2 separate regions of the Mus musculus genome follow, and region 1 is linked to region 2. Evidence: chromatin loops called from intact Hi-C (ENCODE). Cell type or tissue: heart. All regions are shown on one strand. Each heading gives the region's core, and the rest is flanking DNA. Links, peaks and the distances in the headings are about the cores only.

Region 1 (2,916 bases), core at 118-2,617, 140 kb after region 2:
TTCTTGACTGTTTGGAAGCATTTTAAAATGGTCATTAGCAAAATCATGCCTTTGCAAAAGAAACTCTTGAAAGCATGTTGGCAAACTATTCAAATTTATTTTGCTTTACTAAGTTCAAGATCATTGATTGCATTTTTTTTTTAATTTCAGAACTGTTTGAAAAGTACTATTTCTATTCAAGGAATGGAATTTTAGAAACTTTGACCTAGAAAGATTGTATCCATCCATAACTGGTCAGAATAGCTCCAACTTCATCCTTGTCTTTTTTCCTTAAAATGAAATTTATTTATTTCACATGTGTGCATGTTTTGCTCACACGTATGTTTGTGCACCACATGTGTGCCTTTTACTGATAGAATCCAGAACAGGGTGTCAGGTCTCCTGGAACAGAAGTTATGGATTGCTGTGAGCCACTATTTGGATGCTGGGAACTGAACTTAGGTCCTTTGGAAGAACATTCAGCACTTCGAACCACTCAGCCACCTCTCCAGCCCTTCCATCTTTAGCTTCGATGACCGTTAACTGCTGAAAATATTTAATGCTAACTTCATTAATTTTCTTATGTTTGAGATTTATTTTATTTTTAATTAGGTGTCTTTGTATAGGCATGTGCACACATGAGTGCAGGTGCCCATAGGGACCAGAAGGTGATGTCAGATCCCTAGAGCAGGACTTACAGGTGGTTGTAAGCCACTCACCTGATGTGAGTGCTGGGAACAGAACAGGGTCCTCCACAGAGTATTACGTGTTGCTAAACTCTGAGCATCTCTCTAAACCCTTGGCTAAACTTCTAAACATTGATGTTCTCTATGGAATGAGAGTGGACTGACCTAGCTCCCACCGGTGTCACGACTAGAACTAATTGGAGAAGCCACTGAATTACCAAGTTAAATTCCAGCCACAAAATGACATTTCTCATGATCTGGCTGGCAACATTTCTAAGCAGCAAAGGACTCAGAGTTTAAATGGCCCGGGATGCTGGTCTCTTTGTTGGAAAGGAAGCTAATAGGATAACTGCTGATTCTGAAGTCCTGGGCTCTGTCTGCTCATTCTTCAGCTTAGGCACAAAGTCAAACAACACCTCATCAGTGGCTTGGTTCTCCAGCTTCCTGGAGTTACTCTCCCTGGAGACCAGGCCTGGCTCTACTCCACACTGTTCCTGCCTATGATCCAGGAAAAACAGTCTCTATTTGGGACATCGTTGGTCATAAAACAACAGTAAAGGGAAAGATAGCCAAATCACACCACATCTGTAAAGTTCCTGCTTTAGCAAAACACACGTGAGTCACTTCCATTCATATCTCAGTGGGCAAGGCTGGTCACATGGTCAAATCCGATGCTAGTGTGGTGGAAACCATTCTCCTCCTCTTCTTGGTCTGGGCAGCATATGCTTGATGGCAGAAATTACATCCAGCATGTAAATTAGAAAGGAAGAAAAGTTCCAGTGTGAGCTGAAAGGGGATGTGATGGAGCCACAGTCTAAGGGAGCCAAACGCTGCCACTGCCTCCTCCTCCTCCTCCTCCTCTTCCTCCTCCTCCTCCTCCTCTTCCTCTTCCTCCTCCTCCTCTTCCTCCTCCTCTTCTTCCTCCTCTTTCTCTCTTCCTTATATGTTTGTTTTTCTTTCCTTCTTTTCACTAAATGTATTCAGCTTTAAGGCCTGAGTTTAAGCCTCAAGCATTTAATATGAACTTTGTTCTAGACAAACTCTCACCTGAGGGACAGAAAAAGAAAAGAAGAAAGAAGTGTGTATTTATAATTAGCCGTGTCAGGATGGGTGATGGGAAATGCCATATTTTCTGAGTACACAGAGGAAAACCATTTAACCCAGAGCTGTAGGGAGATGTGAGCGGTTCATGGGAGAGATCCCGGGAGATTCCTTACTCTCAAACTAGGAGTCGGCAAGGCAGGAAGGTCCGCAAAGGGACAGGTCTACCTGAAGACTGTCAGTGTGCCAGGGATGCAGCCTGGATTGGAGAAAGGAGGACGGGAAAGGAGGAAGGTGCATGCGGCCTTAAGCAGCGACTTCATGAGGGGGCGCACCACACGGGCTGTTCCATTGGGCTTGTCTGGTACTGATTTGGGACCAGCCTAGCACCTTCAGAGAAACTACCGTGAACGCTGTGTGGAACTAAGTCTGGTGGGAAAGATTTACGGCATGGAGAAAGGAATGAATTTATACTTTTTGCACCGACTACTTTTTTGAAAGCTGACAGATTGAGGATAAGCGCTTGCTTTTTGGTCGATCCTGAAACATCACACATAGGACACTGAGAGACCCAGAACGGGAGATAGATGAGGACAGGAGAGGAACTCACACAACACCGAAGACGGTGGGAAGCCTACAGAAGAGACAAACTGCTGAGAAAACACAGTAAAGATGAAATCTAAACTGCTGCTTCTGTTCTCCCCACGCCCCTCTCCCACCTCCCTCTCTGCAGGCAATAAGCCGGCCATCTGTAAACCAGGAAAGAGCCCCAGCCAGAGCTGGCCACCTGGTACCCCCATCTGGGGCTCGAAGCCAGCACACCGTGAGGACTGTTTATCATTCAAACAATCCTGTTTCTAGCGTTTTGTTACAGTGGTTGATCAGACTAAGAAAGCATCGGGGACACAGAATACATATTTTCAGACATTTATGAATCTCAGAGAATGGGCCTCTTACATTTTGGCCCTTGGTCAATAATGGAGTCTAGGCTTCTTTGTAAATACAGTAACTAGGAAACTGCAAGGGATGGTGGGTAGAATCGTTTGGAGTCAGATGCACCACAGCCTCATGGAAGATGGAGAAGACAGTACCATGAAGACCAGTCTCAGCTGAGTTTCATGATTAGAGAGTAACTTGTTCATGATACCTGAAGGACTTGAAGCACATTTAAGTACCTGGGGAAAGAGTTTGCTGAATTTATGAGGAATTT
Region 2 (2,916 bases), core at 215-2,714:
TGCGTTTGACGTCCTTTCCCTTTTCCTCATCTCTTAATTTCTACCTGGCAGATTAGATGAATTTCAGTATAGACAGTGTCTTAGTTAGGGCTTCTATTGCTGTGAAGAGACTCCAGGACCACAGCAGCTCTTATAAAGGAAAGCAGTTAAATGGTGCTCACTTGCAATTCAGAGGTTCAGTTCATTATCAGCATGGCAGGAAGCATGGCAGCAGGCAGGCAGACATGGTGCTGGAGAAGAGGCTCAGAGTTCTACATCTGGATCAGCAGGCAGTAGGAAGAGAGAGTGACACTAGGCCTGACCTCAAAGCCCAGTGACACACTTCCTCCAACAACACTACACCTACTCCAACAAGGCCACACCTCCTTACAGTGCCAGTCCCTAGGGGTCTGTGGGGCTGTTCTCATTCAAATTACCACAGACAGGCCATCTTTTAATTTTATATTTCTTTCTGTTCCATCCATGGTCACCAACCTCCAACTTCTGGCTCAGTTCAAGCATTGCTTTTCTTACCCAAACCTACTGTGATAGTAACCCCCTCCCAGTTCTTATATATGACATAATGTCACATTTCTTTACACAGATGGGCTCAGTTGCTTCCCTTTCTCTGTGTGACCTCCTCTGAGCAGAGAAGTGGGCAGGGCGAGGTAATCACAGTGCTAACTGGACATATTTCAGCCCGTAGTGTCTATCAGCTGCGTACTTTTTGTATCTGGCCTGCCCCTTCTCTAGCATGGAAGACAAAGAAACCTTGTCTCATTGTTGCAGTCTTCTTGGGGAACACCAGTTGATCTGGTCCCTCCCATAATCCTTGTGATGGATTGTTGATGTCTTTATATGTCCAGTTAGCACTGTGATTACCTCACTTTAGGCAAAAATCATTTGGCATATTTCTCTGTCTAGATTAGCAGTTCCTAACTCCTCCATGGAAAGCCAAGGGTGAGGTCTGTTAAAGGCCAACATTGAAAGTTTCTCTTTCCGGCTTCCTTGAGTGTGTCATACTGCAAGGGACCCACCTAAACAGATGTAAGATTGAAATTCAGCCTTCTGACACTGCTGGTGGCTGGGAGTTGGTAACTCCCAAGGCTCTCAACTCACAGAGGGTAGGGTCTGAGTCAGTTACTACTGGACAGCCAACAGTACAACAAACAGAAGAAATGGCCTAGACAGTGGGTTGGGCAAGAGGGCTGGGGTAGAAGTCTGAGAATATTATAATATACTGGCAGGTCCTTCTGATCTTCACAACTGAAGGAGCCATCCCTCCATTCTCTGTGAGCTCCCAGGGAAGGAAGGAGGCTTGTGGTAAGATCCCCTGGCCCACAGATAAGGAATCCACGGATCATAAGGATTCTCACAGTAGATTAAGGTGCAGCTGGATTTGAACGCAGCCCAACTTCCTCACCCTCCTCAATATGCTGCCTCTTAAAAAATGTTCAAACATGTACAAACCCATGCAGGGTGCAAATGCAAATTATTCCTTCTGGAAGCATAAAATAGCCAACTGGTGATGGAAACTTGGCAGGGATGGGATGGGATGAGTCACAGACAGCTTTCTGAGAGAGCAGCTTTGTTCTGTATGGCTGAGGGAGAGGAAGGCATGGCAGGCAGCAAGTCGGGGGGGGGGATGCTGGGAAGAGAACTGTGGGTGGGGCCCTGGCACTGGGACGGAAGCAATGAGATACCCAAAGCCGGAGCTGTGTATGTGTGTGGTATGGATGATGTACAACATGGTTAGGTAGCACACGTATGCACATGTGTGTATGTGGGACATGGATAATATGTGTAGGGGGCATGGGTATGTGTGTAGGATGTGTCAGGGCAGTTTGCAATGGTGTGTGTATTTGCAAAGGGGAGTTCTGTTATATCAGAAAATTGTTGATGAAAGGTTTTTAACATTTTTCTTCTCACCTGTGCATAAGTAGCATTTGTCCCTACCCCCCTCCCCAACACATTGTGCAGTGGTGACTCAGATGTGCGTTTATGTAATGCACTTAACTAGTTAAGTATATATGTTTGCTTTAGCACACATGTAACTCATAGTCTGCTTTGGCTGCCTTCAGGGACTCAGGCAGTGCTATTGGGAGGCTGCCATTTCTAATCTCAGCTCCATTATCCTTGCTGTTGGACCGTGTGTAGACTCTGTCCATGTGATGGTCCCCAGCTTGAATCCTCAGCTTCACAAACTCCTAACTTCAAGCCTACTGAAAAGAAAACTTTTTACTTGTATTTGCATAAAAACCCAAATTGAATCCCACTGAAAAGCTTAGGTCATGTGTCCATCCCTGAACTAATCACTGTGGTCCACAGGATAGAATGTTTGATTGACATCCCAGGCCACCTGCTCATCTCTAAGCAGAGGAGCCAGGCTTAGCACCACACATAGGGGCCCACTTGGGGATGGTGGTACTGAAGGGATGGGTGGATGCTGAGAGGACAGGCACAATCCCTGTTTCTTAGCTTTCAGTTATTGCTCAGAATAAGGCTTCTGGCCTTCAATCTCAGCCCAGTCTGTGGCTGGCTTTCTTACTTCTCTTTCCCCCATGCTTCTCAGGAGGGAAAGTTGTTTAAGACTGATGCTTTGGGATGTGAAGGAGCTGAGAGGTCAGTGAAGGTGAGCTGGCTCAGAGAAGGGTCAGAGCTGTGAGTGGTCACTTCCTGTTGGGTGTGAGGAGGAAGGACACTGAGGAATTGTCTCTTAGGTCTTCACATCCTGCTTGTGAGGTGGGTACCGCTTATCTGAGAGAGTGCCACTGAGAAATGAGGAGGCAAGTCTGGGTAGAAATTCACACCCCTTATGATCTTTGCTTCCTGTAAGGCAGCAAGACCCCTTATGACCTCTGCTTCCTGTAAGGCGGTGAGACCAGTGGGGACGAATCTTGGCTCTGGAAAGAACCTCATTCTTGTGGTAACCCTGTG

What was found. Hi-C counts contacts between places; a loop is a spot of excess contacts. Peaks named below come from ENCODE experiments on the same cell type or tissue, not always from the same donor. Only the 100,000 strongest peaks of a DNase experiment are listed, where the experiment ranks them.
Region 1: it touches region 2 in a loop (3-fold over the local background); 2 of 42 quality-filtered maps call a loop at or near these places.

Annotation. Positions count from the first base shown.
Region 1 is chr9:101,589,389-101,592,304 of GRCm38, forward strand. No RefSeq gene overlaps it. Among named protein-coding and RNA genes, the nearest start is that of Gm24638, 200 kb to the left of the region's middle. In heart, for the core only: no CTCF peak of the experiment used is centred there; a DNase peak (open chromatin) is centred at 1,143.
Region 2 is chr9:101,444,416-101,447,331 of GRCm38, forward strand. No RefSeq gene overlaps it. Among named protein-coding and RNA genes, the nearest start is that of Gm24638, 53 kb to the left of the region's middle. In heart, for the core only: no CTCF peak of the experiment used is centred there; DNase peaks (open chromatin) are centred at 1,046, 1,566 and 2,146.